2 separate regions of the Mus musculus genome follow, and region 1 is linked to region 2. A link is a loop called in an ENCODE intact Hi-C map of the cell type or tissue named here. Cell type or tissue: gastrocnemius. All regions are shown on one strand. Each heading gives the region's core, and the rest is flanking DNA. Links, peaks and the distances in the headings are about the cores only.

What was found. Hi-C counts contacts between places; a loop is a spot of excess contacts. Peaks named below come from ENCODE experiments on the same cell type or tissue, not always from the same donor. Only the 100,000 strongest peaks of a DNase experiment are listed, where the experiment ranks them.
Region 1: it touches region 2 in a loop (3-fold over the local background); 22 of 42 quality-filtered maps call a loop at or near these places.

The regions. Positions count from the first base shown.
Region 1 is chr2:155,186,513-155,203,174 of GRCm38, reverse strand. It overlaps Itch (itchy, E3 ubiquitin protein ligase), which reads right to left. Exons shown (of 25, transcript NM_008395.3): 12 at 13,669-13,738; 13 at 10,965-11,049; 14 at 3,712-3,840; 15 at 896-968. It also overlaps the pseudogene Gm14227. Among named protein-coding and RNA genes, the nearest start is that of Gm52565, 42 kb to the left of the region's middle. In gastrocnemius, for the core only: a CTCF peak has its summit at 8,920 (motif pointing right); no DNase peak of the experiment used is centred there.
Region 2 is chr2:155,072,387-155,089,048 of GRCm38, reverse strand. Gm45609 (a long non-coding RNA gene) reads right to left here and starts at 14,537. Exons shown (of 3, transcript XR_001783519.2): 1 at 7,575-14,537; 2 at 6,708-6,815. It overlaps Ahcy (S-adenosylhomocysteine hydrolase), which reads left to right and starts at 14,552. Exons shown (of 10, transcript NM_016661.3): 1 at 14,552-14,684. The coding sequence starts at 14,657. It overlaps Gm39966 (a long non-coding RNA gene), which reads left to right and starts at 14,875. Exons shown (of 2, transcript XR_866885.2): 1 at 14,875-15,099; 2 at 15,343-16,662. In gastrocnemius, for the core only: a CTCF peak has its summit at 6,469 (motif pointing left); a DNase peak (open chromatin) is centred at 6,462.

The sequences.
Region 1 (16,662 bases), core at 5,813-13,812, 110 kb before region 2:
GAATTGAAACCCATGATTGCTAACACCTTTGTCAGCATTCACAATGCTTCTTTGAGATATGAGGAAGAAGATTAGATCTCATATGTAAAGTGCTTATGTAATGACTCAAGTAAGTCTTTGATTTTCAAATTTTAATTCAGAATTATGTTTCCCAGTTAATTTTAAGAATTTGAATTTAAATCCTTAACATAATACTTTAATGCATTCATTTCGAGTCCATACAGACAACATTATAACATTAGTCATTTATTTAGACATCATGGAAGGAATTATATATATATATATTTTTTTTTTTTTCACACTCATCAAAGACTAGACGTGGAGTTACGCATGAGGCACACACTTATACTCACAGCACTCAGGAAGCTAAGGCAGGAGGATTTTGAGTTCAGACTGGTGCGGGCTGTTTAGACTGTTCTGTCTCAAAAATCAAAAAATAAAACACACAAACACAGCAAGGCAGTGGTGGCACACTCCTTTAATCCCAGCACTCATTTGTTAAAGACAGGTGGATCTCTGGGTTGGAGGCCAGCCTGGACTACATAGTGAGTTCCAGGACAGACAGGGCCACACAGAGAAACCCTGTTGGAAAAACAAAAAACAAAGCAAAACATAATCACCCCCCACACACACACAAACATTTTGTTTCAAGATTTATACAACATGAAAATAATAGGTACTGAAGAAAAAAGTGACAATATTTCCTTATTCAAATGATTTCTAGCTTAATCTCTGGACAACCGAAGACATCGTTATCTAATGAATAAATATATTTCATTGTCCTAGAGTAGGATGACTCCAATGCTTCACACTTTTCTTGTTAATCCATATTTTCAGACTGCTGTGTAACATCAGCAATGTAACAGAGACACAGAGACTCAGAGCCAATACTAACCTGGCACCAGAACCGGAAATACTGAACTTTTGCCTTGAAGTCCCGCACATAGGCTATCTGGGGCCCATTGTCTCTGAAGAACAAAGATAGACATGACATGTGCAACTGCTTGTAAAAGAAATGCTAAAGGAAAGCAAATAGGCCCCGTCTCCACCACCCAGCACTGGACAACCACAAAAGCACCCAGTAGAGCATATGTGTAATATTCTTTTTTGAATGTTTCCTAAGGGCTATTTCCAATTAAGATCTTGTTGAAGCCATTGCTGGGGGTGCTTTTTTTTTTTTTTTTTTTTTTCTGTGCAGGTAAATCTAACAGAGCTGGATAAAAGAGTTCCTACAAAGGAATGTCACCCTTCACAACAACGACTGTATCCTTTGTCCTTAAACAGGCTCATGATCAACCATGGAATGTTACCTAGGACAGACATTTCCTAGTGTGACTATAGGTCTATCTAATGAGCTCTAACTACAAGTGCTGTAGGGGCTTCCAAGAAGTCAATTTTTTTAAAAAGCAAAGATACCAGTTTTTCTGTTCACCATTTCAGTGTGGCCTTTCTCCAAATGACTAGCACAATGAGGATGGAAACCATGCAGGCAGTTGTAAAACAGAAGAATCCCAGATCAGTCAATGGAAGCCTCCATGTTGACTATGTTTCAATACAGAAGTACGTCTGTCTGATTTTGAACCCTGCAATCCTGGAAACTTGACAAGTTCTAGTAGTTTTCTCTATATTCTTCACAATTTTTACTATACATGATTCTCATCTGAGTAAAAGACAGACAGCATTACTTTCTCCTCTTCAGCCTCTCTTATATTTTTGGTTGTGGGCCTAGGCTTTAACGGCTGAGCCATCTCTCCAGCCTCTCTTCTGCTTCCTTTTCTCTTTACACTTGGTTGCCAACATAATACTGAATGGCAGCCATGATCATAACCATCTTTGATCTTCTGGGATAAAGATTTCATCATTAAGCAGATGTTGGCTGAGGCTTTTGTTTGTATTCTTGTAGATAAGTACATTTCCAAGGCAGGTGAAAGTGGATCATAAAATTGCTTACATTTCATCAAAAGCTTTTACTGAATGATATGACTTATTTTAAAAGATTCATTTACTTGTATGTACATGAGTCTTGGCCTGGACTGTATGTATGTCTGTGCACCATAAGAGGGCTGGAAGAGGACACCGGGAACTGAATTTATAGATGGCTGTTAGCTGCCAAAGAGATACCAGAAACTGAATTGGAATCCTTTCCAAGAGCAGCGATACTCTTTAACTCCTAAGGTGCCCATCCCAGATTATATGATTTTTTTTTCCCCTCTAGTCTGTTTCAATGGTGAGTTACACTGTTAGGGTTTTTTTTTTTTTTTTTTTTTTTTTAAGAGAGCTATTATTATATCTAACTAAGTACACTTGTAGCTGTCTTCAGACACTCCAGAAGAGGGTGTCATCTCATTACAGGTGGTTGTGAGCCATCATATTGTTGCTGGGATTTGAACTCAGGCCCTTCAGAAGAGCAGTCAATGCTTTTAACTACTGAGCCATCTCTCCAGCCCCACACTGTTAGTTTTAATGTTATCTAGGGGATGGAGTGTGTGCCAGAGGAGGCCAGATGAGGGCACTCGGTCTCCTGGAGCTTGACTTACAGGTTATACAGTCATATAGGCATGCATTTTTATCTGGCCCAGATTACTATAAAATAATGTAGAGAAATATGCTAATAATGAATATAAGCTATTATTGTTGTAGGGCTTTTTGTTATATGTACCCAAACATAATAACTAAAATAAATAATAACATTATCTACTTATAATTAACTTCTACATCTAAGTTATCTCTATAACTTTATTAGTGCCTAATTGGACTGATTTCTCAGTTTCTGCTGTAAACATACGCTTTTAATTTGCAGAAGTATAAAACTCAACAAAATATTAGCAAAAGTATTTAAGCAGAATTAAAGAATTGATGTCTGAATCCTCCATACCATGTGGGATTTACAGTTAGAATATAAGATAGGTCAACATATGAAATCATGTATCAACATAACAGCAAAGAAGGCTGCAGAGATGGCTCAGTGGTTAAGAACACTTACTGTTCTAGCAAACCAGAACTTGGAGCTTGGCACATATGTTAGATGGTTTACAAATGTCCGTGTATCTCGATTTCATCATCTTTCTGATGCTTAACTTAATCTTGTGTTTGTTCATCATGATCTTAAGCTACATCTGGGCTGAGTGTATATAAAATACAGTCTAGCTTGTGAAAGTATATTCTGCAGTGCTCACACAAGGAGGCATTTCTCCTAACCTGTTGAGTGAGCCATGCCAGTGTATAAGGGACTCCTAGGCTGATCATGCTGGGACAATGCTTTGAAAACAGCAGAAGCAGAGCCAGGTGATCTCTGCAAGCTCAGGACCAGGATGGCCTAGAGAGTGAGTGCCATACCGCCAGGCTACAGAGCATGTATAGTTCAAAAAGAAGAAACAACTCAATTTAAAAAATAAGCAAATGCTACATTGTGGTGGTGCATTTCTTCAATCCCAGAATATTAGAGGCATTGGAAGCAAAGGTAGGCAGATCTCTGTGAGTTCAAGGCTACTCTAGTTTACAGAGTGAGTTCTAGGTCAATCAGGGTTACAAGGTGAGAATCTCTTCCCTATCCCCAAGCAAAAAAAAAAAAAAAAAAAAAAACCACCAAGATTCAGTGTACAGTGCCTATGGGCCCACCTCAAGTACAACTTTGTCTTTATTAACTGAAATCTTCTGTGGAAATCCAAGAAATTAGCTGTGCTTTTGATTTATAATGTTTAGAAAACTTACAAGGCTGATTTTCCCGTTCGTGGATCTATATAAGTAGTTGCTCTTCTATTGTGGTCCACAAAATATGGAATTCCATCCACTGTGAATCTCATTTCCCAGCCTTCTGGTAAGGGCTTTTCATTTAACTGACTACAAAATACAGAGGAAAACAAAAGATATTAAGACTTGCTTCGGGGGGATCGGGCTTCCACTCCAGCGCAATCATGACTATTATGTCCTATAATGAAGGGGCCGTCATGGCCATGAAGGGAAAGAACTGTGTGGCCATGGCTGCAGACAGGCATTTCGGGATCCAGACCCAGATGGTGACCATGGACTTCCAGAAGATCTTTCCCATGGGTGACAGGCTCTACATAGGCCTGTCCGGCCGGGCCACTGACATCCAGACAGTTGCCCAACGTCTCAAGTTCCGACTGAACCTGTATGAGGTGAAAGAATGTCGGCAGATCAAGCCTTACACCCTCCTCATGAGCATGGTGGCCAACCTCCTGTATGAGAAGCGGTTCGGTCCCTACTACACAGAGCCTGTCATTGCTTCATTGCTGGCCTGGACCCGAAGACCTTCAAGCTCTTCATTTGCTCTCTGGACCTCACTGGCTGTCCCATGGTGACTGATGACTTTGTAGTCAGTGGTACCTGCTCTGAACAAATGTATGGGATGTGTGAGTCTCTCTGGGAGCCCAACATGGATCCAGAACACCTGTTTGAAACTATTTCTCAGGCCATGCTGAACGCGGTGGACTGGGATGCCATGTCGGGCATGGACGTCATCGTCCACGTCATTGAGAAAGACAAGATCAGCACCAGGACGCTGAAGGCCCAGATGGACTAACCTGTGCTCTGTGGATGGACTAACCTGTGCTCTGGTCCCATCTCCCTTTTGTTGTTTTTCTTTTTAATAAAATCGCCTTTCTTTCAAAAAAAAAAAAAAAAAAGACTTGCTTTTTACCAAATACAGAAACTAAAAATACCCATAAATCTTTCAGAAAACATACATGGTCCTGTATTTTCAGGTGTATACTAGAGATCTCTAGCTGGACATCCTACAAACACATACATTAAAATTGTCATCAACAACATTCAAATGAATCATCACAGAATTATTGGCTAATGTTCTCCCATCTACTTAATAACTCACTTCAAACAGCCAGGGCACCTGAGTTCACTCATGAGACCTTTGCAGTCTTGATACTCATCCCTTATCTTCGATTCCCACCCTGACTCTAGCTATCTTCACCTGCACTGTCCAAGCAGCTGCCCACATGGTTCTGCTGCTCCTGGTCCTCACTTGGGCCTACATACGATACTGTAGACAGAGCTTACTCCTAAAACAGATTTCATCAATCCAATTTCTCTTTTACCCTGAGATTTCACACACATGGCTATTGATCATTTTCCCAAACAAGTCACAACTGTCACTGGCCAAGTGAAATATTCCCCCATTAACAAATTGTTTTCTCTGTTTCAGCAACTTAAAAATTCTTTTTGAAATATCCTTCCCTACTTCTTTTGTTTATCTTTATACCTGCCCTGGAACTCTGGGCAGCCTTCTTTAACCTTCAGTTTCTTTATCCATAAAATGCAAGCAACAGCCAGGCATGGTAGCACATATTTTTGACCCCAGCACTGAGGAGGCAGAGGCAGGTGAAACTCTGAGTTCCAGGACAGCCTGGTCTACATAATGAATTCCAAAAACCCAAAAAACAAATAAAAAACCAAGACGAGGATATCAAGTTAAGATGCACTGGAGAGAAGCCAGGCAGTGGTGCGCACACCTTTACTCCCAGAATTCAGGAGGCAGAGGCAGGCAGATTTCTGTGAGTTCCAGGCCAGCCTGGTCTACAGAGGGAGTTCCAAGACAGCCAGGGCTACACAGTGAAATTCTGTCTTGAAGAAAAGAGATGGACTGAGGAGAAGTGGAGGAGGAAGGAGGGGGATGGATAAGACCAAACACATTGCAGACATGAAATTCTCAAAAGATATATAAACATATTAAACAATCAAGACAATACTATAGAATAAGACTATCTGAGAAAATGAAGTAAAGAAGTCTTCAAGCATGATCACTCTATTCCCATCTCTCCCAGGACTTCCTATGGCTGCTGGCACGGCATCATCATCCCTCTGCTTGTAGCTTGGCAAAACTTTCCACTCTGCAACTGTTAAGTGAGGGTCAGAGCCGAAAGTAGCTTATAAATCAACAGTGGCCGCTACAAACAACCTGTTACATGCCCAAATACTTGATGCATTTGCATAAATATTAAAATGAATTCTAGTAAACCTAATTTATTGTAGACATAAATGCTATCATATTTTTGGGTAAAATGAATGGAACTTTTATCCATGTGTTCAGTTCATTTATTTTTTCCTCTTTCTTTTCATTTGAGATAGGGTCTCATGTATGCTGGACTCATTATATAGCCTAGCACAGCCCTGAACTTCTGACCTTCCTGTCTCTACTTCTCTAGCACTGAAATTATAGGCGTGTGACACCCATGGGGCTCTTATGGATCAAAACCAGAGTTCACTCACGCAAACACCATCCCAACTGAGCTATATACATCCTTCCCTCCCATCCCTGGTTTTAAAGCCTCAAGGTTCATATCTAATGGGCTTGGGATGAGGAAACATTGGAAATACTTAAGTTTACATCACAAAATATAAAAAGCAGAGATTTGGAGGCATTTAACATCATCACTATAGAGAAACACTACTAGTTTGGGCTGCTGTTTTCCTCAAATGTACAAAAAAGGACAAAGTGCTGTATTCAGAAGAACACTGCCTCAAATTTATTTGACAAACTATTAAAATGTTAAGAATGTTTAGTCCAAAATGAGATGCATGGTATGGATATCAGCCATAAAATACAAGGTAACCATGCTATAACCAACAGACCAAAAGGAAGGCCCAAGGGTGGATGGTTAAATTTTTCTCAGAAGGGGAAATAAATAGGTATAATGGTGGATGCAGGGAGGGAACTAGGTGGGAGAGGGGATAGAGTGGGGAATCAGATATAGGGAGAGCAGGGGAGAAAGAATGGAAATTGGTGTGTGTGTGGTAGGGGCAGATCTCAGAACATGCTAGAGACTTGGGATAGAGGCAGGCTCCAGGGGGAGTCTATGGGGCAGGACGACTCTAGCTCAGACTCCTAGCAGTGGGGGATATGGGCATGAAGTGGCCACTTCCTGTACCAGACAGGACTCCCAGTAGAGGGATAAGGACACCAACCTGCCCACAAAATCAAAGATGTGTCCTGCCTACAAGATGTGCAAGGATAAAGATGGAAGAGAGACTGAGGGAATGACTGCCCCAAATTGAAACCCATCCCACAGGCAAGAATCAGTCCCTGACACTATTAATGATACTCTGTTATGTTTGCAGACAGAAGCCTAGCATAACTGTCCTCTGAGAGTCTCAACCCAGCAGCCAATGGAAAGAGATGCAGAGACCAATAGCTAAACATTAGATGGAGCTTGGGGAGTCTTATAAAAGAGTTGGGGAAAGGATTGAGGGACCCAAAGAGGACAGGGACACAACAGGAAGACCAACAGAGTAAACTAACCTGGACCCTTGGGGGCTCTCAGAGAATGAACCACCAACCAAAGAGCATGCATGGGTTGGACCTCTGCACAGATGGAGCAGATGAGCAGCTAGGTGTCCATGCAGGTCCCCCAACAATAGGAGCAGAGGCTGTCTCTGAATCTGTTGCCTGCCTGTTGTGGATCCTGTTCCTCTAACTGGGCTGCTTTGTCTGGTCTCAGTGGGAGAGGATTCACCTAGCCCTGCAGTGACTTGATGTGCTGGGGTGAGGTGGGGGAGTAGGACGAGGGTGAGACCTAGAGGGAGCTCCTTTTTCTCAAAGGAGAAGGGGAGGAAGAAATGGGGGGAGAATTGGTGTGAGGGGGTACAGGGAGGAGAAGGACTGATATTGGGATGTACAGTGAATAATAAATTTAATAAAACATTTTAAAAACAATATTTAGTCATATTCATATAATTCAATAGAAATGCCAATGAAGACTACAGAAATATAAAAGATATTTCACTTCTATGGTGATTATAGTTGCTAGATAAGCTCAATAACCAGCTGTCTTTAAAACAAAATGAATTAGACTGGCAAACAATATTGATGAAGTATTCCGTGATATTCAAATAATAGATTAATGCATTAAAGGGCATAAGCACCTCTTTTTAAGTGAAGTATTTTAAATGAGTGAGCTAGACAGACTTTTTTATTTGTGATGTCTCATGAAATGATTGTTAAGCTCTAAAACTTTATCAAGATCCAAAAAGGAACAAAACAATAGCAGCAACAAGTTACAAAAAGGTGACTTGCTCCGTTCGATCTTTAAAGACAAGAGGAAGAGATTCCTCATTCCCTGACCTAGGATATAAAGAGAGTTTTTTTTCTTTCTTTCTTTCTTTTTTTTGAGAATTTTTTTTCTTAAAAAAAAAACAAAACAAAAACAGATATGTTCTGTGAATATTTTTTTGTTTTAATCTCAGGTGTGGGATAGGAAAGAGGCTGCTTCATAGCAGGTGACTATGAGTTGCCTTGCATTACTAGTGAGGGTGTGGTTTTGCCAGCTGCAGATAGTTTACATTTGGAATTCTGGAAACTTTTGAGAGAGAATAAATACCAGAGTCCCAAGAATGGCTGGAGGTGCTCCAAAGAAAGATGAAGAAAAGGATGAGGATGAGGAGGAGCCACAGCAGCCGTCTGCTGCTCCTGGTTGCTGCTGTTGTGGTTTGTCAAGTGATCTTGAGCAAAGAGACAAATGAAGATGGAGATACCCTGACTAAAAAAACTAGACTGGCCCTAAGAATCCCCGTCCTTAATCAGCAGGAAGTAGTTAACAAAGGTCTACATCTCATTTCCCTTCTAACCTCCTTTCTCTTCTACCTAGTGTTGGGTTGGAGGGGATTAGGGTGGCATAAAGGTTAGAAAGGAAAATAGAGGTAATAAAAACATAAAATAGTAAAATAAAAAAATAGCATCTACACGAGGATGCTGGGGTCAAACACTAACTCATACATGTCACCCAAGCACTGTACACTGAGCTGCATGTCCAGTCCAGAGACAACTTCACTAAGGAATCATAATGTTTTTATCCTTAAAGTGTTGTATCCTTCTTCTTCTTTTCTTTTTTTTTAAGATTTATTATTATATCTAAGTGCACTGTAGCTGTCTTCAGATTCTCCAGAAGAGGGCGTCGGGTCTCATTACGGATGGTTGTGAGCCACCATGTGGTTGCTGGGAATTGAACTCAGAACCTTCAGAAGAGCAGTCGGTGCTCTTAACCACTGAGCCATCTCTCCAGCCCTCATTATTCTTCTTATGAAATTAAATATATTTAAGTTAATGTAATAGTTGTATAAAAACTGGTATTTGGTGGTACTTAGAAACAGGTATTTTAAATTCAAAGCATACCTTAAAAATATAAGCTATTGAAATGATATTCATGAGATTTGTATCATGAAGAATTACTCACACCTAGAGAAGGCTGGTCTTGTCTTCACTACTGGAAAGTGATTAATTAGTAAAGGTGTGCCCATTAGAAAGGCTCCCCTTTGCCTAGAGGCTTTGACTCCTGGACACCCTACAACGAGCAGAGGCCTGGGGCACATTTTATCAGCTGCATGCTCTGGAGGAACACCACACTAAGTTTTATTTCAAATGTGTATGGAGGTGGAAGAAAGATCACTCAGGAGGGCAAATGGACACCTCACTGGAGTCCACAGACTTCCCTGGTTTGTAACATTTACATATTACGAACATTAATGCATGTTCACTCTCCTTTAGCAATGAGGATTAGGAATCCTCTCAGACTCTTCTCTGCATATGTCTTCCTTCTATTATTTCTCTATAAAAAATATGACTGAATATGATTCAGTAATTCTAGTGGCTTCTGTTGCTGCTGCTGCTGCTGCTGTTCACAGACAGGGGCCCACTAAGTAGTTGAGACTAGCCTGGAACTCATGATCTTCCCACTTAAGTCTCCTAAATGCTTGAATTACTGGTGTATACTACCCTTAGGGAGAGAGAGAGACACACACACACACAGAGAATTAGTGTGTATGTGTGTGTGTATATGTATGTGTATATACACATACATATACATACAAACAATTTATTAATATAAAATACATATATATAATTGTTTACATAAAGAGAGGAAATTGGAACAAAAAAGTATATATAAAGAAAACTATGTGAAGACTAAAATACTGCTGACACAAGCCAACAAACTGTAAGGAAAAACCAGCCACGCCTTTAATTCCAGCACCTGAGGAAAAGGCAGGCAGATGCCTCTGAGTTTGAGGGCAGCCTGGTCTACAGAGTGAGTTCCAGGGTAGCCAGGGCTACACAGAGAAACCTTGACTCAGAAACAAAACAAGAAGGAAAAGCAGAGGAGACAGGAGTAGCCACTGTTAGGAGGCTGGACCACACCTTTAGAGGTGGCATAGTCTGGTGACACCTTGATCTCTGACTCCTAGCCTCCAGAACTCTAAGACAGTATGCTTATACGTGGAAACGGAAACAGGGAATTACTCGTTTCTCTCTCTCGTCTGTGTCTCTCTGTCTGTCTCTCCGAGGCAGTATCTCACTATGCTGAGCAGTCAGACTCCCTCTGTCTCTCAGTGCTGGGATTACAGACGTGTGCTGCTGCACCTGGCCTGAGAATTACTTTGAGCATGTGCTCTTTTTTTTTTAAAAACAAGGTCTTAGCTTTAGCACACAGGATGACAAATAGCTCAGTCAGATCATTGTATACTGTCATCAAAGCACTAAAAAAGCAAACCTGTGATGACAATATCTCTTCATATATGAGCCAGCACATATATGCACAAATACTATACCATATACTATACACACACACACACACACACAGAGAGAGAGAGAGAAAGAGAGAGAGAGAGAGAGAGAGAGAGAGAGAGGTCTACACCAACGAGAGAGAGAGAGGGGGGGGTCTACACCAACTACAGAATCTTTTTTCAGTTCTGTAGCTGTATTGGTGGGAAAGAAAGAAAACCGATGAGTTGTCCCTGGGCCCTGCCCCATGAAACTCATGAAACTCAAGCTCTTCATTACACGTAATGATTAATTACATTATAGGTTAATTACATTATGAGTAATCATTTTTCTTCTTCAAAGGTATGTAGGTAATTCGTTTAAGGTCTTTGAGGAAAATACACAAATGAGTCAAAAGGTACATAACCTCTAGGGGTCGCACACACACTAAAGCTCTTACCCTTGGCTTCTGGGGTCTTCCCACTGAGTAATCCGAGTGTTGTGGTTGACAAAATACACTCTGCCGTTGCTATCAGTTCTCTTCTCTTGATTAAAAAAAAAAAAATGAAAAACACAGTATTAATGGAGTCATTTTCCCCTCAAACTAAGACAAAATGAGCTGAATCCGCCCCTTCAGTGATTGCTGATTTTAATAGTCTATATCACATCACACACATGAAAGTGTATTCTAGCTTTTGAGCAAACGCCTCTCCTCCACCTCACTAATCCAGATGTTGGGATAATCTTTTTGTACACGATGTAAAGATGTGTCTCTGTCCTCCTTTACCTGCCTAAGTCACCTCCTGATTGGTCTAATAAAGGAGAAGAGAGGCAGGACTTCTGGGAATTCTGGGGGAGAATCAGGCCAGGGTGTTCACCAGCCAGAAACAGAGAAGTAATGAGCCACATGGCAGAATGTAGATTAGTATAAATAGGCTTATTTAAGTTATATGAGCTAGCTGGGAACAAGCCAGCTAAGGCCTAAAGCATTCATAATTAATAGAAGTCTCCAGGTCATTCATTACTTGGGGAACTGGTGGGTCAGAGACAACCTGCCATACCCACTTACACTTTTAAGAGTTCTTTCTGTTTCTTAGTGAGATTATAAAATATTATTTTTGGGCTGGGAGTGGTATCTTTGCACTTAAGAGCACTTATGCTATTCTAGAGGACCCAAGTTCAGTTCCCAGCACCCACATCAGGTAGTTCACAACTGTAACTCAAGAGTACTTAAGGTTTCTGAGGGGACCTGGACTTAGGTGCACATGTCCACATACAGACCCACATATCCACATAAAATAAAAATACAATAAAAAATTTTTAAATTTTTAAATAAAAAATTTCTAAGAAGCTAAAAGATTTATTTTATATTGTCCTGCCCATATAACTTCTCAGCTATTTAGCTTTACACAAATGACATATGGGTTTGTGTGTGTGAAAGTAGGTGTGAACTTAAGGTCTATGAGAACTAGGTAGGGAATTTACACCTCAGATACTCCGTCAGCTCCCTCAGCCCACGATTCAAGATTCTGAGATCAAGAGGTGATTTTTTTTCCCTATAGCTGCTTCAAAAGAGTAAAAAATGGTGTGTTAGTAAGCATCACCATAAAAATGAGTCCAAGTTCTGCTGTAAAATGAAAGGTGGGGGCTGGAGAAATGGCTCAGTGGTTAAGAGCACTAGCTACTCTTTAGAGGTCCTGAGTTCAATTCTCAGAACCCATGTGGTAGCTCACAACTGCCTGTAACTGAAGTTCCTGAGCGGATCCACTCTTCTGTAGGCACCAAGTATACCCAGATACATATGCAGGCAAAAAAAAAAATGTATACATATAAAATAAAAATGAACATAAATCTTAAAAAATAAGTAGAAGATGGAGTATAAATGTGTAGCCTTCAACTATATACAAATAAAAGAGGTGTAGAAGCAAAGCATACAATCTATGTCTAGCAATGCAATGTCTGACAGGTTAGGTTCAACACCAAAGGGCCACACCTCCTTTTCTAAAGCATTTTGCTTTGTTTTCTATCAACCATACACTCACCATTCCACTACCCTAACCATCAAAAGACTCCACCTCCAGACTAACATATATATATATCTTCTTCACTCAGAGAAATGGCCTATTTTGTTCTGTCTCATGGTGGCTGTATATATGCCTAGTGGGTGGAGATATATACATATATAAGCATATTTACACACATGCATATGGAGCCCAGAGGACAACCTCACATATGTTTTTTCCTCAGGCACTACTATGTTTTTTGAGCAAGAGTTTCTCATTGACCCAGGACTCATTTGATTGAGCTAGCCTAGCCAGCCAGCAGACTCTAGGGACCTTCTCAGATACCTTTCCTCAGGAGTATAAATGCCTGGCAGCACACCCATCTTTCTTCACAGACAGTGGGGAGTAAACTCAAGTTCCACACTTACACAACAAGCACTTTACTATCTCCTGCCTTTGTTTGTTTTGTTTGGTTGAATCAGGATTTCCAAAAGTTGATGCTGGTTTTAAACTCAGTGTGTAGCCAAGGCTGGCCCAGAACTCCTTGTGCTGAGATTATAGGCATATACCAATCATCTCTCTGGGTTATTACTAAAATGTTTTGAGTATAAATGATTTAAAGAAAAGAAATGATGGATATTTTTCAAAGTAGATTATGTGTGCTTCCCTTATATGTACATGCCTGGCTTCCCTTCATTTTTTAGACTGTCTCTCTCTGAACCTGGAGGTCAACAATTTGACTAGGCTTGTTAACCAATAAACTTCAGGGAGCTGTTGATGTCCTCAACCTCCATGGGGTTGCCGTCATGTGCTATCAGGCCTGGCTCTTCACCTTGGTCTTAGGAATCCAACTCCTGTTTGCATGGCAAACGATTTTCCTACTTAAGCCATTTCAGCTTCTGTTCATTAGAGAGCATCCAGCCGCAAGTACTTGGTGATGGTAACAGACACTGGAGCCCCTACAAGTATATAAACTTGTGAAAATGACTTTCTTCTCTAAGCTTAGCATTCCTTCCAGATGATTATATTCATAATCTGTTTCTTTTCACTTTTTTGCAATGCTAGTGACTGGACTCAGAGCTATACCCTTGCAGGACAAACATCTCTAGTCCTGGTTTTCTAAGTAACAGATTTTCTAAATTAAGAAACTGATGTGCTTACCCCATCCAGGGGGCAACGGACCAAGCGGATCAAATTCTTTGTTTTGTGATGTAGCAAACAAATCTTGATTCTATAAAGAATAAAAATAAATAATTAAAAAAATATAATTCACAATATAAGCACATGATTTCAGAGCTAATGTATGAATTCCAGTATGACTTACCTAGCATACACAATACAACATATTCTTGCAGAATTCATACCCTAGAAAAGTTTTATATAGTACCAACATAGTTTATTTTGGCTAAAAAATATGTTTGAAAACCCTATATTATAACAATAAATGTTAGTTCAAGATATAGCAAAAAAGAAAAAGAGAGAAAGAGAGAGAGAGAGAGCGAATATGAATGCTATGGAGTGGAGCTAGCGAGATGGCTCAGTGGGTAAGAGCACTGACTACTCTTCCGAAGGTCCTGAGTTCAAATCCCAGCAACCACATAGTGGCTCACAACCACCCGTAAAGAGATCTGCTGCCCTCTTCAGGTGGTGTAGCTGTCTGATGTCAGCTACAGTGTACTTATGTATAATAATAAATCAATCTTTGGGCCGGGTCAAGCAGGAACTGAGCGAGTGGGGTGGACCACAGTGAGCAGGGTTGACCAGAGCAAGCAGAGGTCCTAAAAATTCAATGCCCAGTACCCACATGAAGGCTCACAACTATCTGTACAGCTACAGTGTACTCACATACATAAAACAAATAAATAAATCTTTCAAAAAAAAAAAGAAAATGCTATGGAGTATTATCTAACACTTAAAATTATGTGTAATTAAAATAGTACATAAATACATAAATTCTTACCTACAAATTACATTTATAAAAACCAAAACCTGGAGTGGTAAGATAGCTGGATGAAAACAATCTTGCTGAGTACTCAAAACAGAGAAACAGGAGACAGATGGAGTAGGGAATAGAAAGACAACAAAGTGCCACCAAAGCAATTAAGTATCTATTTCACAAAGAAGGCAAATGAGTCCTGGTGAGATTAAATAGCTTATTCAAAATTACTCAAAGTAACTGTAGAACCAGGAACCAGATGTATCTGACTCCAAAGTCATCTGAGAACCATGTGAGAACTAGGGTTGAAAGCAGCAGGCAAGTTTAGTAGCCACACTTAGAAAAACAGAAACTAAAATGTGAAACAGAACAGAAGAGATGATTAGCAGAGGCTTCTAGATGTTTAGAAGGCTTAGCCAAGAAGATCTGAAGGTGAAGGCCAACCTGTCTCAAAATACAATGTGACGAAGGTAGGGCAGCCACGACACCACTGAAGAGCAGCAACAGTGGCTCTGCACTACCCCATGGCAGTGGGCTCCAAGAATGACACAGGTAATGAAGAATGGGAGCAAGTTGAGGCATGGCCAGCACTGTGATCACCTCTCCAAGCACATAAAATTTGTGTGGCAAATGCTATGGGGGGTATGTGGCTCTGTGCCCTATGAGCAATGCTCTATGCCACTTGGTTCCTAAAGCCAAGTGAGCCCTGACAGTAAGGATGTACATCCATGCTCAGAAGATGTGTGAAGAGTTGAGATAGTGTTGGCTGCCATGAGGAAAGCAGCTGCCCAGACGTTCTAAGTCTACCTATCCCCTCAATAGACACGCCCCCATACACTCTCTGATAAAGATGACTTTGTCCACAGCAGTAAGTGGACACTATTCTAATGATGAGGTACAACGAAAAGGCAGCAGAGGCTGGAGAGATGGCTTGCAGAGGACCTAGGTTCTGTTCCCGCATCTATATGGCAGCTTCACAACTAGCTATAATTCTAGACGCATGGGGATGTGAACTTCTGACTCTATATAATACTGCATGCATGTGGTATCTGATATACAGACAAACATTCAGGTGCTCAGACACATAAAATAAAAGTAAATAAAGCTCCCCAATCAATCAATAAGTAAATAAATAAATAATCAAACAAAAGAAACAGGTAAGAAAATGGAGGAAAGGTACTGTCTAGGAAGAAAGGAGAGCCATTTTCCTCTGGTGCACTATAAAGAAAAGCTCACACAACGCTGAAGAACCAGCAGTGGAAAGGCTCAGCTTCCCCAAGGCCCGCAAACTGGCTTCTTTGGTTTACGTTCTATATACTACTGCAACAAATCTATTTTTTTATATAAACATACTTTTAAAAAAAGATTTATTTATTTATTATATGTAAGTACACTGTAGTTGTCTTCAGACACACCAGAAGAGGGCATCATATCTTGTAACGGATGGTTGTGAGCCACCAAGTGGTTGCTGGGAATTGAACTCAGGACCTTTGGAAGAGCAGTCAGTGCTCTTAACTGCTGAGCAATCTCACCAGCCCCAAATCTATTTATTTTGACATGGACTATTTTACTTTTCTCAGAGACAGTTCTGTGATACTTTATGACTTCAAATTATAAAATTCCTAGCAGCAGATCACACAGCAAGGAAAGCACAGATATATTTTATATATTTATCACTGTATTTGCACTGTTAGTCTGAAGGAAACTAAAGTCTTTTTGTTATTGGTTTTTTGCTTGCTTTTGTTCTATTTGCTTTTGTCTGTCTCTACTCTACCCTGCCCCACCCCAGACATGGTGGCTAACCTGGAACTCACAACAAAGACCAGAACAGCCTAGAAGTCAAAGATCTAACCGCTTTCACCTCCTGAGTGCTGGAATTAAAGCCATGTACTACCTACCATGTCTGGTTATTTTTGTTGTTTTTGGTTTGGTTTTGCTTTTGTTTTTGAGCAGTGCCTTAGTGTCTTGGAGTTGTCTGGGCTGGCCTTGAACTCTTGAGCTCAAGTGAGCCATATGGTCAACTTCCTGAATGCTAAAGATAACGGGTGAACAGCATCCATTCAGCTTTGTAAAGCAAATACTTTATAAACTTACACAGTGTAGATATATGTATAATATAACACTGCGAGGACTTTAAGCTCTTTAGTTGAGCTGCATACCAGTTTATTCAGGAAACTTTATCAGTAAACGTTAACCACTGCCAACGCTATGCAGTCATA
Region 2 (16,662 bases), core at 3,022-11,021:
AAGTTGTCCTCTGATCTGCACTTCTTCACAGCCCTGCTATAAATAAATAATTTTTAAAAAACTCTCTACTGAGGGGTTTCATGGGACTGCTCTTGATAATAATAACTCAAAATGGAACACCAAGTATGGATGTGGCAGGAACAAACTTATATTCATCATTTCCTTCACTCTATTCAATAACACTAGGAGTTTACACTGCTGTCCTTTATCTAACGGTGGAAACACCCTCACAGGATTCACCTCTGCTTTAGAGCTGGAAAAATGACCGTGGCAGATTAAATGGCTCCCGAAAGATGTATTCACATCCAGGCTAGCATGTGCTAGAAAGATAAGTAAACAGGTATGCTCAAACAGCAGCTTTGGCTTCTGTATGACGTATGATCCTAGCTCCAGCCCCTTGTGCAGAGGCTATGAGCGTCTGCCTGGATGCCTAGATTCAAGGTCAATGTTTGCATTTCAGGATCCCAGTCTTCTGAAGACCTTGCAGGATCCTTCTCCACAGCCTCTTGTTAGCCTTTCTCCACTTGGCAGTTCGTCTCTACTCGAAAAGGGGAAATTGAAATATCAATCATTAACACAATCTTTGCATCTAAAACTGCCCGTGACCGTGAGAGTCAGATAGATAGGGGACAAAAGGAAATGGGATGTAGGATCCAACCCTCTGTCTCCACTTTTGCCTCAGAGGACACACTCCAGGCTAACTTCCTTCTCTTTGGTCTTCCAGTCCACGTTTCTGTCTTCACTTTCTCTGTAAGAAGTGACCATAAGATGCCCAGGACCCTGTGTGGAGTGGGCACCAGGTGTGCACCCCAAGGCCAGCTACCAGGCTGGCTGATTCGCTTCCCTGGAGATTTACCTCATCCTCTGAGCGATGTTCTTAAGCACTTCCTCACAGTTGCTGAGGGTGATTGACAGCACCCGCACCCATGCCCAGGCTCTGGAGTCCCTGGGTAGAGCTTGATCTGACATAGCAAGTCTTGCTGCAGCCCCCATCACCTTAGCTTTCTCTCTGGGAAGTGGCAGCAGGGGGACAACACAGGAGACAGAGTAACTACAGTCACCAGCTAAGCTTCCACCGTGTCTACCACATCTCTCTCACTTCCCAGCAGGGTTAGATTTCTAGGGCTGCTGAATAAAGGTCACAACTCTGGTACTCTGGTGGCTGAAAACAGCAGCAATTTATTCCTTCATACTTCTCCTCCTCCTCCTTCTCTTCCTTCTTCTTCTTCTTCTTCTTCTTCTTCTTCTTCTTCTTCTTCTTCTTCTTCTTCTTCTTCTTCTTCTTCTTCCTTTTTTTTTTTGGTTTTGCGAGACAGGGTTTCTCTGTGTAGCCCTGGCTGTCCTGGAACTCACTCTGTAGACCAGGCTGGCCTCGATCTCAGAAATCTGCCTGCCTCTGCCTCCTGAGTGCTGTCCTTCATACTTCTTGAGGCCAGAAGTACACAATGAAGGTGTGGGCAGTGTAGGTGCCTTCTGAACCTCTGAAGGAGAATCTGTCCCAAGCCTCTCTGCTAATTCTGGTGACTGTTGGCAGTCCTTGGTGTTATTGTTTGTATCTGAAATGTTTCCCATGAGCTCATGTATTTTAAGACCCAGTTCCTAGCTGGTGGCACACTTTTGAGAGATTATAGAACTACCTGGATGGGATACATGGCTGGCAAAGCTGGGTCACCAGGGACAGGCATTTGAGGGTTATAACCCTGTTCTTTTTACTTTCTGATCTGCTGGGATCTGAACAAGCTGTATCCTACGATCCTGCTATGGTGGCCTGAGGCAATTCATCTGCAGGGCTTCCCACACCACAAACGATGTACCCTGTAACTGTGGACCAAAGAAACCTCTCTTTTCTGAAGCTGCTTCTAACAGGTATTTGGTCCTAATGATATGAAAGTAATAAGGGACCTGGAGATAGATCTCAGTTGGTAAAGTGCTTGCTCTGCAAGCATGAAGACCTGGGACCAACATGAAAAGCCAGGCAAAGGGCTGGTGAAGTGGAAACTTAAGGGTTCTTTGGAGTCAGTTGTGTTGGATGGTGTTTTGCTGGGGCAAACACGTGAAGGAGTGTTTTCCTGACATGAACACAGGTGAAAGACTAAGGCAGACTCGTGAAGGAACATTTTACTGAAGCAGACACAGGAGAGAGGATGTTCTGCTAAAGCAAACATGTGAAAGGACACATGATGAAGGATTCCTTAATAATGACACACATGTATTGGTCTGCCTCAGATTGTGTAGTTGAGCTCCATTTATCGGAACTCCAAAGACTTGGGCTGATTAGACATATGCATATGTTGAGGTAAGACCTGTGCTGAGGCAAGGCACGAAGAGGACACACGATGTTTGGAGGGTATAAATAGGACTCAATGGAGGGATGGAGACAGAGCTTGGCTTGCTGGTACATCTAGCTGTGCAATGCTTGTGGGTCTTGTGTTTTTCACTGATCTTCACTTCCCTGAGAGATGCACAGCTGAGAACATCTGGTGTTCCTGCTGACCCATGCTGAAGCTGAGGCCTGGCTGTCTCCTTAGATCATGCCACCACTGCTGCTAACCCAACTGGACTGCTGGTGTATCCGAGAAGTGTTTTCAAGTGGATCGAGCTGTCGTTGCTAACCTGTGAACTGAACTGCCCATTTCTAGACAACACAGATGGGAGTTGCTCCAAAAAACCTTTTTAAACAGATCCCCTCCCCTTCCCCCTTATCCTTTCTTTTCCACTACCTCTGGAGGGTGGTGGGCCACAAGGGAAGTTAAAGTGTTTAAGAACCATCATTAAAAATACGATTTGAAAAAAACAAAAACAAAAACAAAACAAAACAAAAAAAACTCCAGAAAGTTACAGGCTGGAGAAATGCCTCAGAAGTTAAGAGTACTGGTTGCTTTTCTAGAGGACCTGGGTTCAATTTTCAGCACCCACATGGAGACTCACAATCATCTCTAACTCGAGTTCCAGGAAATCTGATGGCCCTACTTCACCTCTGCAGGCAACAGGCATGCACACAGTATACAGACACACATATCACACAGTATACAGACAGACACAGACAGGCTCCAAGGCTTGCTGACTAGCCTGTCTAGCTGAATCAGCAAGCTCAAGTTGGAGAGAACTGAGGAAGACACACGCAGTAGCTGATGCAGTTGACATTCTTTGGCTAGTGGATGTGCAACTCACAGCCTGCCTTTTTCTTCTTCACGGTGTGGTCTCTGTGACTCTCCCTTTTTTTGTTTTTTGTTTTATCTCTTATAAGGACATTTGTGTTCGGGGTTAGTCTGGTTCAAATGCTAAATCCTGTACCCCAAGATCTGGTTGCCCCAAGACTAGCAAATTCCCACATACCCCAGCTTTAGCTGTAAAAACCTTGCCCCCCCCAATTTAAAGCTATTGGTTAAATACAAATGACCATAGCTAATTTCTGGGAGAATAGGGAGAAGTGGAGTTTGAGTTACAGGGCTGGGAGGTGACAGGGAGGGAGAGAAGGCAGCACAAGGAGAGTGTAGGAGGAGGAAGACAGAGAACAGGAGGTCTCTATTAGATGTGATGGGCCAGGACCTCATGCCCAAATGGGATGGACCCTAGACGAGCCGATGGAGCAGAAGTCACAGGGAGAGATTCAAACAGCAAGAACTTGGGTGATACACCTGGAGAGTAGCCAGTTTAGCGAATAGAAATATTGATTAGGGGTGATCCCCCAGTAACTGTGCTAGAGCTGATTTAAAAAAATCCATAGGACTCTGCCTTGATTATTGGGGTGGGGTGTAAATGGCTGGTCATATCAATAACCAATTGTTAATTTTTTTAAAGATTTGTTTATTTATTTATTATATGTAAGTACACTGCAGCTGTCTTCAGACACATCAGAAGAGGGCATCAGATCTCATTAGAGATGGTTATGAGTCACCATGTGGTTGCTGGGACTTGAACTCAGGACCTCCAAAAGAGCAATCAGTGCTCCTAACCGCTGAGCCATCTCTTCAGTCCCACTAATAGAGTTTATACAACTTCATTTATACATTTGAAATTGAATTTAGGTTCTTTTTCCTGGTAAGGCCACCTTTACAAACACTAGAAGCATCTTTTAGTTAGGGGGCCATGATTTAGCTTATAACGCCATCCCTGCCTGTATTTCCAGAATAAGTCTAGAAATCATCCTAGTTTCTGGAAATTGGCAACAGCAGTGATTCCTCTTACGGTCTCTCCTAGTTTGTCTTACCTTGACACTTGATTGGGCAGGCTCACCTTTATCAGGAAGGGAGCAGGAAACAGAGAGTGGAAGCCAAGAAGACAGGCAAATCATTACCAACACAGAAAGTTCTGCAATGTGGGAACATCAAGTCCAGGGGCAAAGAGCTCCTTTGGCACTATGCAAATGAGAGTGCCAACCTGCGTTCATCAGAATGATCCCAGGCCGCAGAGAGAACGTTGGTGAGGGAGCATGTTGGCATAAAAAGAGTGGGGCTGATGTTGGCCTGCAGACTTTATATAGCATCAAAGGTTTTTGTTTTGTAGTGTCTTGTCTGCCCACCACCATTATAGGACACCACAGACCCAGTTCCTAGGTATCTAATTTTTTTTTTTGAAGAAGCTGGAAATCTGGACTCCCCATTTGAGTTCCCATAATTTTCAAAAGTTGACAACTATGTCCAAACGTCAAGAAGCAGTTAGCTATGACCTCAATGTTATAGCCTCTGCCCAACTGTGTGTAACCATCCACTACTCTCTACAAGCCTTACAGGTAGCTGTCCTCGCCAGGCTTTCTTGGATGCTGTGATAAGGTGTCCCAAGGCTTTGTTTCTGGTCTGAAGGAGTTCAGAGCCTCTTGAGCTATTGGACTTAAGGAGGCTGGAGGCGTGCACAATATATTTTTATGAAAATGTGCCAACCCTACAAAACTATATGGTCTTTAGAGCCAGTCTCACTAGAAATTTCTTCGGCAGATCAGTTCTTTCTCTGGTGGCATTGAATAAAAGAGGCATTGGGGTACTCATATGAGTCTTAAGTATGCAGAGATGATGGTTGCCAGCATCAACCATAGGTGTAGATTGCATACACACATGTATGTATTCTCACACATGTATACATGTATGAGAATCAGAAGCAACTACAGAGGAAGTGGCAAACGTGGAGAGGATGGTTAGGGTTTGCTAGCCAGCCAAGGCAGACAAGGGGGTGAAGGGATTCCATCAAGACCCTGTATGAAAGCAATAAGGCAGAGAGTGATAGAGAAGGACACTCAACATCTCCTTTCGACCTCTTCATGTGGGCACTGGACACACACAGAGAGCCGCACAGACACATACACCACACACATATACACGGACCACACACAACCATATCAAAACAAAGCAAACCAAATAGGCTTGTTGTAAAGGCTGATCCTTGCCTAACCTTGTTTATGGGTGAGCAAGGTAGTTTTATATGAGTATTTGGTTTTTGTGTGTGAAAACATGTGTTTGCTTAATGGAGCTTCAGGGACCAGGGACTTTGTCTTTGTATCTTTGCATCTGACAATTTCCAATAAGAAGTGTGTAAAGCCAGGCGTGGTGGCGCACACCTTTAATCCCAGCACTCGGGAGGCAGAGGCAGGCAGATTTCTGAGATCAAGGCCAGCCTGGTCTACAGAGTGAGTTCCAGGACAGCCAGGGCTATACAGAGAAACCCTGTCTCGAAAAACAGAACAAAACAAACAAATAAAAAAGAAGTGTGTGGTGTGAGAATAGGGTGATGAGCGGGCTGGTGGCTGGGATTCCGGGGTCAAGTAGCATGGGTGCCTCCTTTATTTTTTTTAACAATTTATTTATTTTGGTTTTTAAAGACAGGGTTTCTCTGTGTAGCCCTGGCTATCCTAGAATTCACTCTGTAGACCAGGCTGGCCTGGAACTCAGAGATTCGCCTGTCTCTGTCTGCCCTCTGAGTGCTGGGATGAAAGGTGAATGTCACCATGCCCGGTTTTGTGGGTGGTTCCTAACTATGAACAAATTGCCACAGTGGGCCTCAGTTTTTAATCTGTAAATGGGTATGAATACTCATCCACTTTATAAACAGATTAAAGCATTTAGAATGGTGGAGAATGGTGGAATCTGGTGGTATTTGCCTTTAATCTCAGCATGTGGGAAGCAAAGGCAGAGACAGGTAGGTGAGGGCAGGTAAATCTTTGTTGAGTTTGAGGTCAGCATGTTTTACACCATAGCCAGTTCCAGGACAGCTGGGCTACACAGTGTGATCCTGTCTCAAAAAAAAAGTGAAGCAAAGATGTACACAGTGACATGAGTATCTCAGTAACTAGTGCCACAACCAGTGGCTGACTCTGGGCTAACCCTTCATAAGTTAAAAGATCACTCATAAGGAAGTGCCATCCTCCTTCTTTCAGGCTCCATTTGTTTCACAGGAAGAGCCGGCCATACAACTCAGCTCAGAGTGTACCTCGGGCTGAAGTCAAAGCTGGGTGCAGGGTGCCCCCGCCTGGCAGAGTCAGCGAAAGGCGACTCCAGCCTGGCTAAGGCTAACCTCAGAGGTACAAGGTTGCCCTTAGGACTGGGCTCCTCCTTCCTAGAGACCCTGGCCAGGGGCAGAAGGCAGGGAGGCTGACACTTTTAAGTCTTCCCAACTAACAGCCGCCTGCTTTCTTGTTTTTTTCTTCCCTCTAGGCCCACTCTAACCCTGATCATCAGACTGGGCCAAGCTCCTTGTTATAAATGCTCAGTGCATACCTGGGCAGGGTCGTCCTTGAAGAAGTGAAGAGGAAGAGGTGGAGCCGTCTATGACCATCTGAATGCTGTAGATCCTGGATGAGCCTATTAGTGCCAGAACCCAGGGGTCTGTAGAAGAGGTGAAGGTCACCTTCAGCTACCTACCAAGTTGGAGGCTAGCCTGGACAACAGGAGACCCCTTTTCAACCTCTCCTCTCCTCTCTTCCCTCCCACTTTCTTCTCCCCACCCATTCTCTCTTCTCCCCTCCCCCTTCCCTCCCTTCCCCTCTCCTTCCATCCTCTTCCCCCTCTTTGTCTCCCTCTCTGCTCCAGAAAAAGACTCAGATCAGGGAATTCCTAACTCTAGAAACAATCAAGACCACGTGCTGAAGCTGAGAGGCTGGAGCAGGCAAGACCTGTCATTTCACAAACACTGTGTCAGAAGCTGAAGTGGACATCAAGGATAGAACATTTGGCAAAGCTAGACACATTTCTGACTTCTCTGCTAATGCGACAAACACATCATTGGACAAGTTTGATATAGTGAAAGTTTATTTACCCTGTACATGCCATTACATCTACACCCATTTTATAGACAGACAGGCTGAAGCTCAGAGAGGACACTTGGGTGATGAGGAAACTTGTTTCCCAGTGGCTGAGTGTGTAGGGATATGGAAGGGCAGTGATGTGTGGCTGGCTCTGTAAAGGCAGCTCCTGGAACCCTTGCCACTCACCTACAGCAATCTGGAAAGAGGAAGGCTGAGGTAGGATGGAGAGTCCTATTTCAAGGACTGAAGATGTCTACATTGCCAGTAGAGGCCTCAAAGCAGACTCAAAGAACATTTACACATAGGAGGGGGCCTGAAGAGGAGGATGGGATGAAGGTACCTGGACAGGGATAGAACAGTGTTGGGAGGGGTCATCTCAGATCGGCAGAGTCCAGTCCCATCTCCTGAAGTAGGCGTACTCAACACTTGGACCCCATTCCTCTGTTTTGTCACCAATGAATCCACAGTGAGAGGCCAGGCCATGGGAAGGCAAGTGAGGATGCTTCGGAATGGACAGCCTAGAACACCCCTCAGCCAATAGCCAGGATCCTGCTAGCCCCACCCCTGGCACAGGGACCTCAATGTGCAAAAGCACACAGGAATGGAGGTACAAAGGGCAAGTGGAGGGGCCAGGGTGCCCAGTGGCTTGACAGGCATCACTGGAGCTTGGCCATTTGTCACTGTGTTTTTCATTGGAGTCTATGTCCCACCTCCTCCCTGGCATTGCTAGCAACCTTTCTCTCATTTTTTTAAAAAGATATCATTGCAGATGGTTGTGACCTACCATGTAGTTGCTGGGAATTGAACTCAGGACCTTCGTAAGAGCAGTCAGTGCTCTTAACCGCTGAGCCATCTCTCCAGCCCATTAGTAGTCTCTTGTAGCCAGCCTGGTACATATGTATATATAGGAAAAGCCCTGTCTGTCTGCCTGTTTCTTCTCCACCCCTCCTCACAATCAAGAGACTATCATGTAGCCCAGGCTGGCCTCAAGTTTGTTATATACCTGAGGGTGACCTTGAACTCCCGATCCTCCTGCCTTCACCTGCCAAGTGCTGGGATTACAGGTGTGTGACACCAGGCCCTGCTGTTCCCTTTTCTTTTAAACAAACAGCATCATAGGACTTATTATTCTACACTTTGTTTTCTATTTCCTCATGTATCACACCCTGAAATGTGCTTGATGTTAATAAATTGGCTGTCTCTGTAAGATGACTCAGTGGGTAACGGTGCTTGCTACCAAGCCTAATGCTCTGAGTTCAATCCCTAGGTCCCTAGGACCCACACTGTGGGAGGAGAGATTCACTGATGTGTTACATGCACACACAATAAACTTAAAAAACAGAGCCATTTTGCTATTCCTCGCTGGGGATCATATAATTATGTAACAAGCCTTCTACTGAAGGGCATGCAGATCTTTTTTTTAGCCTTTGGCTTTTAACGTCACCACTCACACGTGTGTACGTCTTTGGTGTCCTACAAGTGTGGGGTCAAAGGGTGAGTTTGCTATCTTGTCAGTAGTTACCAGAGTGTAGTTTAAACCAGGTTTCCAAATACTATGTCCTGGGAGTTTGTTTCCTCAAAGCCTTACTTAAAAATGTGTTCAGCCATACTTAAAAACATATGTATCTAAGTAAACTTTAAAAAAAGAAAAGCAAATATTACCTTTCTTCAAACACAGGCAACATAGCAAAGGGCTTTCCACTCCCATCTGGCACCAATGAGATGCCCCACCCCCTCAGAGTTTTCTCCTTGTTCCCTTTCCATTGTGAAAAGATAAAAGAGCCAATCGCGAAGAGATCACAGCCGTCCTAAACAGGTACGTGCATGAGAATAGACTTGTTAAAATACATGAAGCAAAGGCTGATGGGTTGGAAAGGACAAACTGAAGATTTCTTTTTTTTTTTTTAATTTTTTTCTTTCTTTTTCTTTTTCTTTTTTCTCTTAAACTGAAGATTTCACTAGCCTCTCATCATTTGGAAGAATGACTAAGCAGAGGTATAGAATTCAGCGTTGCCCTCAGCCAGCAGCACTTGATTGATTTCTAGCTGACTCATGAAACAGCAACAGACTATACATTTATTTGTTTCAGGTGCTTGAAGACGCCCACAAAGTTTGACCACATCCTGGGGGTTGTCTTCCTTTGTTTCTTGTTGTGATACAAAAAATCCTTACCAAGGAAACGTAAGGCTTCATTTTAGCTCATTATTCACAGTACAGTTTCCCTCCCAGAGAGAAACTCAAGGCAGCAGGAACTTACACCAGCTGTCACATCCACAATGAGAAAAGCCCAATGGATGCATGCATGCATGCATGCATGCTAACATTCAGCTCCCTATCTTCATCTTAGAGAGGTCCAGGGTCTCCTGCTGGGAATGGTCCAACTAAAATGGGTCTCCCCACATCAACACCAACCTACCTAATCCAGATTAATCCCTCACAGGCAGGCTCAGAGAACCATCTCTGAACTGGTTTTAAGAGTTTTCAGGTTAAAAGTCGACACTAACCATCACATGAGTCAAACCTCAAATCTCTTACAAATTAGAAAGAATTAAAGTTATACAGAATGTGTTCTCTAACGACAATGGAATCAAGCTAGAAATTAATGACAAAACAGTAACAGGAAAATGTCTGAACCTTTCAAAGCAACACGTGGCTAAATAGCTCACAGGTCAAAAAAGAAGCCATCATGAATTTATTATTGTGTGCACTCACATGGTGTGGTGTGTGTGTGTGTGGTATGGGTTGTGTGTGTGTGTGGTAAGTGTGTGAGTGCCAGCATACATATACTACACTGCACATGTGGAAGTCAGAGGACAACTTCCAGGGCTGGGTTCTCCTCTTCTACCTTCAGGTCAGGATGTCTTTTGTTTCTGCTCATCTTTGCAAAGCGAGCAGTAGAGACAGGAAAATTACCTAGGAGTTTGCGGAAATTTGCAAAGATATCTATCTACCCACCTATCTATATTCCTAAATACATAAACAGAACCTACCAGGCCCATATAATGTTACTTGTGCGTATATATTTCCAGGGCTGACTGTCTGATACTGGATCAGCAGTTGGTGCTTTCTCTCCTGGAAAGGGTGTTTCTCCTACTCTCTGTCTTCCTTAGCTGCTTCTAGTTCTTTCGAGTGTTGAGGACTTGGTGAGCTTCTCTCTTCCACGTTAGCAACTCTCCCGGTATTATTCCTGTTCAGGACATATGTAGGCATGCATGTTTGTGTGATCTCATGGGTGTAGCTGCTCCGACAGTTCCAGGACACACATTCTCACATCAAACTTTTTTGTTTCTCTGGCTCACAAAATCTTTCCCCCTCTTCCTCTTCCACACTCCCCGAGTCTTAGGATCAGGGGTTGTGTTGGTTGTAGATGTACAGTTGGGACTGGGCTCTCTACATGTCTGCATTCTGATCAGTTCTAGTTTTCTGTAATGTAATCTGCCATCTAGAAAGAGAAGTTTCCTCAATGAGGGAAGAGAACTACACTGATAAATATTTAGAATGTAGTCGGGGATTACGCTAGTTCAATAGAGTGGTGGAGATTCTTCTCCATGATCTATGACGTCCCTAGCCTTGGGCAGTTGGCTAGGTTTCTAGTAGCAGGCATGATTTCCCACTTATTGAGTGGGTTGTAAGTCCAGTTTGAGAGCTGTTGCTTATTGCCAAGGTATCTGTGGCACTACTGCACCTTAAGGTGCATTATTCTGCTATACTGGTCTTTGTTCTGGTTCAAAGGAGGAACCAGGTTTGATCTCCAGGTTCATTTGCATCAGGTGCATCACAATTGCCTGTAATTCCAAGGGTCGGATCCCCTCTGGCCTCCAAAGGCACCTGTACACACATGGTACATATAACTCACACAGGCACATACATAATATTAATACAAATAAAAGTATTTTAAAAGAGTTAATAGGAGTTCTGTATAGTCTCTTTTACAAAATAGAAGAAGAGGGACCACTTCTGTGTTAGACAACTTTCTATAACTATAACAAAATACTTCAATCAACTTAACAGGAGAAAGGGTTAGCTGGGCATGGTGGCCCAAGCCTGTAATCTCAGTACTTGAGAAGCTGAGGCAGGAGGATTTCAAGTTGGAGGTGGGAAAGGGTTACATAATGAGTTCAAGGCCAGTCTGGATTACACAGTGACAGGAGAGATGGGGGACTGAAGAGAGAAAAGAAAGGGAGAGGACAGAGAAGAGAGAAACAGAAGCAAGAGTGATGGTGTGTGCATATGTGTGCACATAGATGTGTGTGCATTCTTGTGTATATCTATATGCGTGCATTCGTGTGTGTGTGTGTGTGTGTGTGTGTGTGTGTGTGTGTGTGTGTGTGAGTGTGTGCAAGAGAGAGATTGATCAATTTTGGTTCATGGTTTTGTAATTGGAACACTGGAGTTTGTGATAGCTGTCACAATGGAGGCCAGTGAGCACAGTGGAGATTGCATCTTTAGGTTGTGTTTTATTCACACAGTCTCCGTCTGAGATTACAACGGTTTACAAGGATGGGTGGGGAGTGGGGAAGAGGATAGAGGGGGCAGGGGCAGAGTGTCCTAGTTTGCTTTCTTTCTTTTTTTTTTTTAAGATTTATTTATTTATTTATTATATGTAAGTACATTGTAGCTGTCTTCAGACAGTCCAGAAGAGGGGGTCAGATCTTGTTACAGATGGTTGTGAGCCACCATGTGGTTTCTGGGATTTGAACTCCAGACCTTCGGAAGAGCAGTCGGGTGCTCTAACCCACTGAGCCATCTCACCAGCCCCCTAGTTTGCTTTCTGTTGCGGTGATAAACACCAAGTCCAAAAGCAACCTGAGCAAGGAAGAGTTTGCTTCAGCTTACACTTCCAGATATGCATCCCTGAGGGGAAGTCAGGGCCGGGACCTGGAAGCAGGAGCTGAAGCAGAAGCCATGGGTAGCTGCTGCTTACAGGCTTGCTCAGCCTGCTCTCTTACACTCCTCAGAATAAGTACTCAGGGTGGCACCACTCAAGATGGCTTGGTCCTCCCATGTCAATCATTAAGAAAGAAAATGCCTCCACAGGCCTGCCTATAGGCAATATGAATGGAGGAGGCATTGACTCACTTCAGGTCCCTCTTTCCAAGACGATTCTACCCTGTGTCAAACTGACAAGACCAAAACCAACCAACCAACCAAAAAAAAAAAAAAAAAAACAAAAACCTGACCAGGACAGCCTGTTATGTGATACTTTCCTATGAATTATTGTCCAGGCAGGCTCCAGAGGCTCCTAAAATAACACAGGTTGTTGCCACTGTTATTGGTTGTCCACCAGAATTAGACACTTCTTAGTTACTGTTCTGTTGCTATGAAGAGGTACTATAACCAAAGCAACTCTTGTAAAATTAAGATTTTTTAAAAATAAATACATCATTTCCTTCCTTCCTTCCTTCCTTCCTTCCTTCCTTCCAACCACAATTTCCCTCCCTCCTTCCCTCCCAGTCTCTTTCCACCTCCCACTGAATTTACTCCTCTGTTTCTTAAAAGAAAGAATTTGATTGTGGGCTTGCTTACAGTTTCATAGGATTAGTCTATTATCATCGTGGTGGGGCATGGTGGGGATATTTCCAGAGTATGATGCACTCACAGTGCTGGGGCAGTAGCTGAGAGTTACATCCTGGTCTATAGGCTGAAACAAACAGACAGATAGACAGACAAAAGATAGAGAGAGGAGGGAGTTTATACTTGTTACTGTGAGTCTAGTCAAAGATGCATAGCTGGGGAAACGGTAGGTCTTCAGGAGGAGCCTACTACTGTTGAGTTAAATGTTGTCTCCTAAATATTTGTTTATAGTCACAGAGTGGCACAGTCCTCAGTTTTGGTCAGAAAAATCTCCTTTTGTAGCAAATGACAGGTAATGCAAATGACCATGGCTGGTCGAGGTGCTGAGTGTGACTGTCTCAGATCATATCACGCCCTTTCAAAGCTCAGGGGAACACCATAGGAGGAGGAGCAGAAAGAACGTAAGAACTGGATGGAGGGGAGGAGGGTTGTGGACCCACACGGCATGGCCGTTGCAATCAGAACTCACAACTGCAGCTATTTGCCCAGGACCTGCACAACACTGGATCCCCAGCAACATTCAGTCATGGATGGGGGAGGTGTCCCGGGACATTGCTAAAATTCCCTCCTAGGAGACAGAAGCAAAATCTACACCTCCTCCCAAATAAACTGAGGTATGATTCTGCGGAAGATCCTTCTGGGGGAACCGGTGAGGTCAGTGAGCTTCCTGACAACGCATACACAGGTCAGGGGGTACTTACCAGATAGGGGTATGAATGATGCTTTTCCCCAAAGACCACAGCTGGAGACCACACCTCAACCAGCAGGGATGAGGGCCTCGCCAGTAGACGGGTAGCTGGAACCTACTTCCCTGACTACATACTCTAGTCCTTCCCTGAGGTCATGTTCAGTTTAGGCAGAATTGCATATAACAGGAGGTAGGGTGCAGCTGGACACCCAGGAGAAGGTCTTGTGACCCTCCTTGTTACTCCATGAGGAGACAGATAAGTCCAACGGAGGCCAACTTTTTACAAAGGGGCCAACTGAACTCCCCAGAGATGGTATATGCACACAACATGGGGCCTGGTTTCCTTCCTGAAAGCTAGCCGCTGAGAGCCGCTGAGAGAGAAGTCATACTCTTCAGGTGTATAGTCATTGGTGAGTTATCTATGCTCCTGCGGATAGCTCCGCAGTCATTTCCATGTGAGCAGCCTGTGAATCACCAAGAAAGACTACCGAATGAGAAGGTGTTGAGGAGGGGGTGGGGGCGAGCAAGGAAAGGCAAACAGAGGGAGGAGAGAGTGACACAATTGCAACCGGTGATTTTTCTTTCTTTGTTTTTGAGATAGGGCCTCACTCTGTAGCCTCGGTTGGCCTGGAACTAATTAGCGATAGAGCAGACTGGCCTCGAATTTGTGACAAATCTCCTGGCTCTGGCTCCAGAGCGGGAGATTTCAGACACTGTCTCCAGAGTGGGGATTCACAGGCACATACCACTAGGCCCAGCTCTTTACTTTGATCTTGCAAGAGTTTTACAATTGAAGCAGTTAAGGCTCAGGTTAGTAAATTGGCTAGAGTCTAAGAATTCTGCCTTGTTTTGACCTCTGATTCACTGGCTGGACGGATGGGAGAAGAACCGCCTCTCTCCACGCTCCCTCCTAGTCGAGTGCCAGGGGTCCAAAGGCCACAGTGCACAAAATTTATGATTTTTGAGGCAGAGATCAGCCTTGCTCCCGCTCCGCTCAACGCCTCGAGCTAGGCTCCGCCCCTAAGTTTCAGCCCCCAGCAGGTTCATGAATATTCAAATAAGAAGATATTTAAAGACGCCGGCGCCAGGCGTAGATCCCTGCCCCGCGCCGCCCGGCCCCCTTCACTGAGTTCATCAGTCCTAGCGGAAGCGCCGCCAGCATGTCTGATAAACTGCCCTACAAAGTCGGTGAGTCCCAAGGGTTCAGTCCTCCGTGGCGACTCGGCTCCCGTCCTGGGTTTGTTGTCAGTACCGACCTGCGTCTTGTTTAGGTGGCGGCTTCGGGGCGCCCCGGGACCCCTAGAATCGCTGGCCTGGCCGCGCAGGTGCCCGGGGATTGGAGTCCACACGCCGCCGAGAGCCAGGAGTGGGAAACGGCCGCGGACTACAAGTCCCGGCGTGCCCCGCGGTAGGCGCCCAGAGCGGCAGCGCGGGCTGTGATCTTTGGTCGGGCAGCGTGCTCCTGTCGGAGAGACTGGCCATTGGGAAGCGGCCCTAGAGGCCCAGACCCTGGCCCTGGCGTTTGGCGGCTTGGGTGGCCCCTAGCAAGGGCCCACCGTCTTCTGGGCCTTGAGCAGGGCCGGAGAGAGCATCAGTGTTCTAGGTGCTAATGAGGAGAGGCCTGGAAACGGCTAGTCTCGGTGCAACGGGAACTTAGGGTCCCATCTGCTCAATCTCTGGGATATCTAGTGGATGTCTAGAAAATTTGGAGTGGTTAGAAATTACTGTTCGTTTTGTCCCGATTATAGAAAGCTGTCTGAGTAAACACACCTTAACTTGAGCGTTTACAGTGGGATGGGCACTGCCTTATAGCATTATTCTAGACTAACCCGTCTTATTATTGTAGCTCTCCATGGAAGGAACGGTTTTATGTTTACAATGAATATCCAGAGGTATAAAGGGCATTTTCCCAGAATCTTGTAACTGGAAAGCAGCTGGTTAGAATTTGGACTCAGGACATCATGACCTCTAAGCTCATCTCTTCCACTGCTGTCTGTATACAAGGCAATACACTTGAAACAACCCTAATGGAATTTCAACACAATCCAATTCAAACTGTGCCTAGTGACACAAGCTTGTAATCCCAGCCCTGCTATCACTACTGAGGCCAAGGAATCGATCAGCTCATTTCAGAGGTCAGCCTGGGCATACAGTGAATTCCAGACCAACCTGGACAAGATGGGGAGACCCTATCAAAACAAAACTACAAACCAAACAAACAGAAAAACAAAGCAATTCAGGCTGGTTAGCTTTTAAAATAATTTCAATACTCTATTAAATTGGAAAGGGTCCTCAAAGGGAGATGAATGCTATCCCATTACACAGGAACCTAGGGAAGTGGCTTTGCAAATTCTTATTAAGATAGTTAATCAGCCAGCAGGGCAGTTTATTGTCTCCACTGGGTAGATGCTAAGACTGAAGCCCAGAGAGGTTTAAGTCAGTGTTGTCTTGGCGGAAGAGCTAGAATGGAGGCTCGACATACTGTGTAGGGAGGGATTGGGAGGGGGGGGGACCACAGATTGTATGGATGAAGATTGGGAGGGGGGGACCACAGATTGTATGGATGAAGATAAGGCTGGGTTCTTGCCTGTGTAAGGGTGGAGGCATGATTTGCCCATCAAGTAGGGTATGCTGTATGCTAGACCTTACTCGTTTGGCATTTCCTATGATCCTTGGGCTCAGGTTCAAGTTGATTCTCCTTATTTTGAAGAAGTGGGTTTAGAAAGGGTTCCACAGTTCCGTCTGGCGTTATGGGCAGTAGTCAGTTACCATGTGGGTGCAGGGGCTTGAACTCAGGCCCTCTAGAAGAGCAGCCAGAGAGCTCTTAACCACCAAGCCATCTTTCCAGCCCCCTCCTTCCTTTTTCCCCTCTATTTCATTCATTATTTCTTTTTCTTTTTCCTTGTCCTGTACCATCTCTTCATGAATTTTTGCTTATTTATTTTTTTTGCAGCTGGTATGGCCGGTAGACATTTTCTGACTCCTCTGTGCCAGGGCCTGCTGGTCACTGGAGGTATTGAGACCCAGGCACACGGCTGAGACAGATAGGCCCGTATGGTATAGTGTTAGTTTTATGTGAGGAGATCTGCCACTTTTCTCTCCATGGCTACCAGTCCCCAGTCTCATCTCTCCTCACAGGTCTGTGATCTCCTTGCTCCCATTTTGT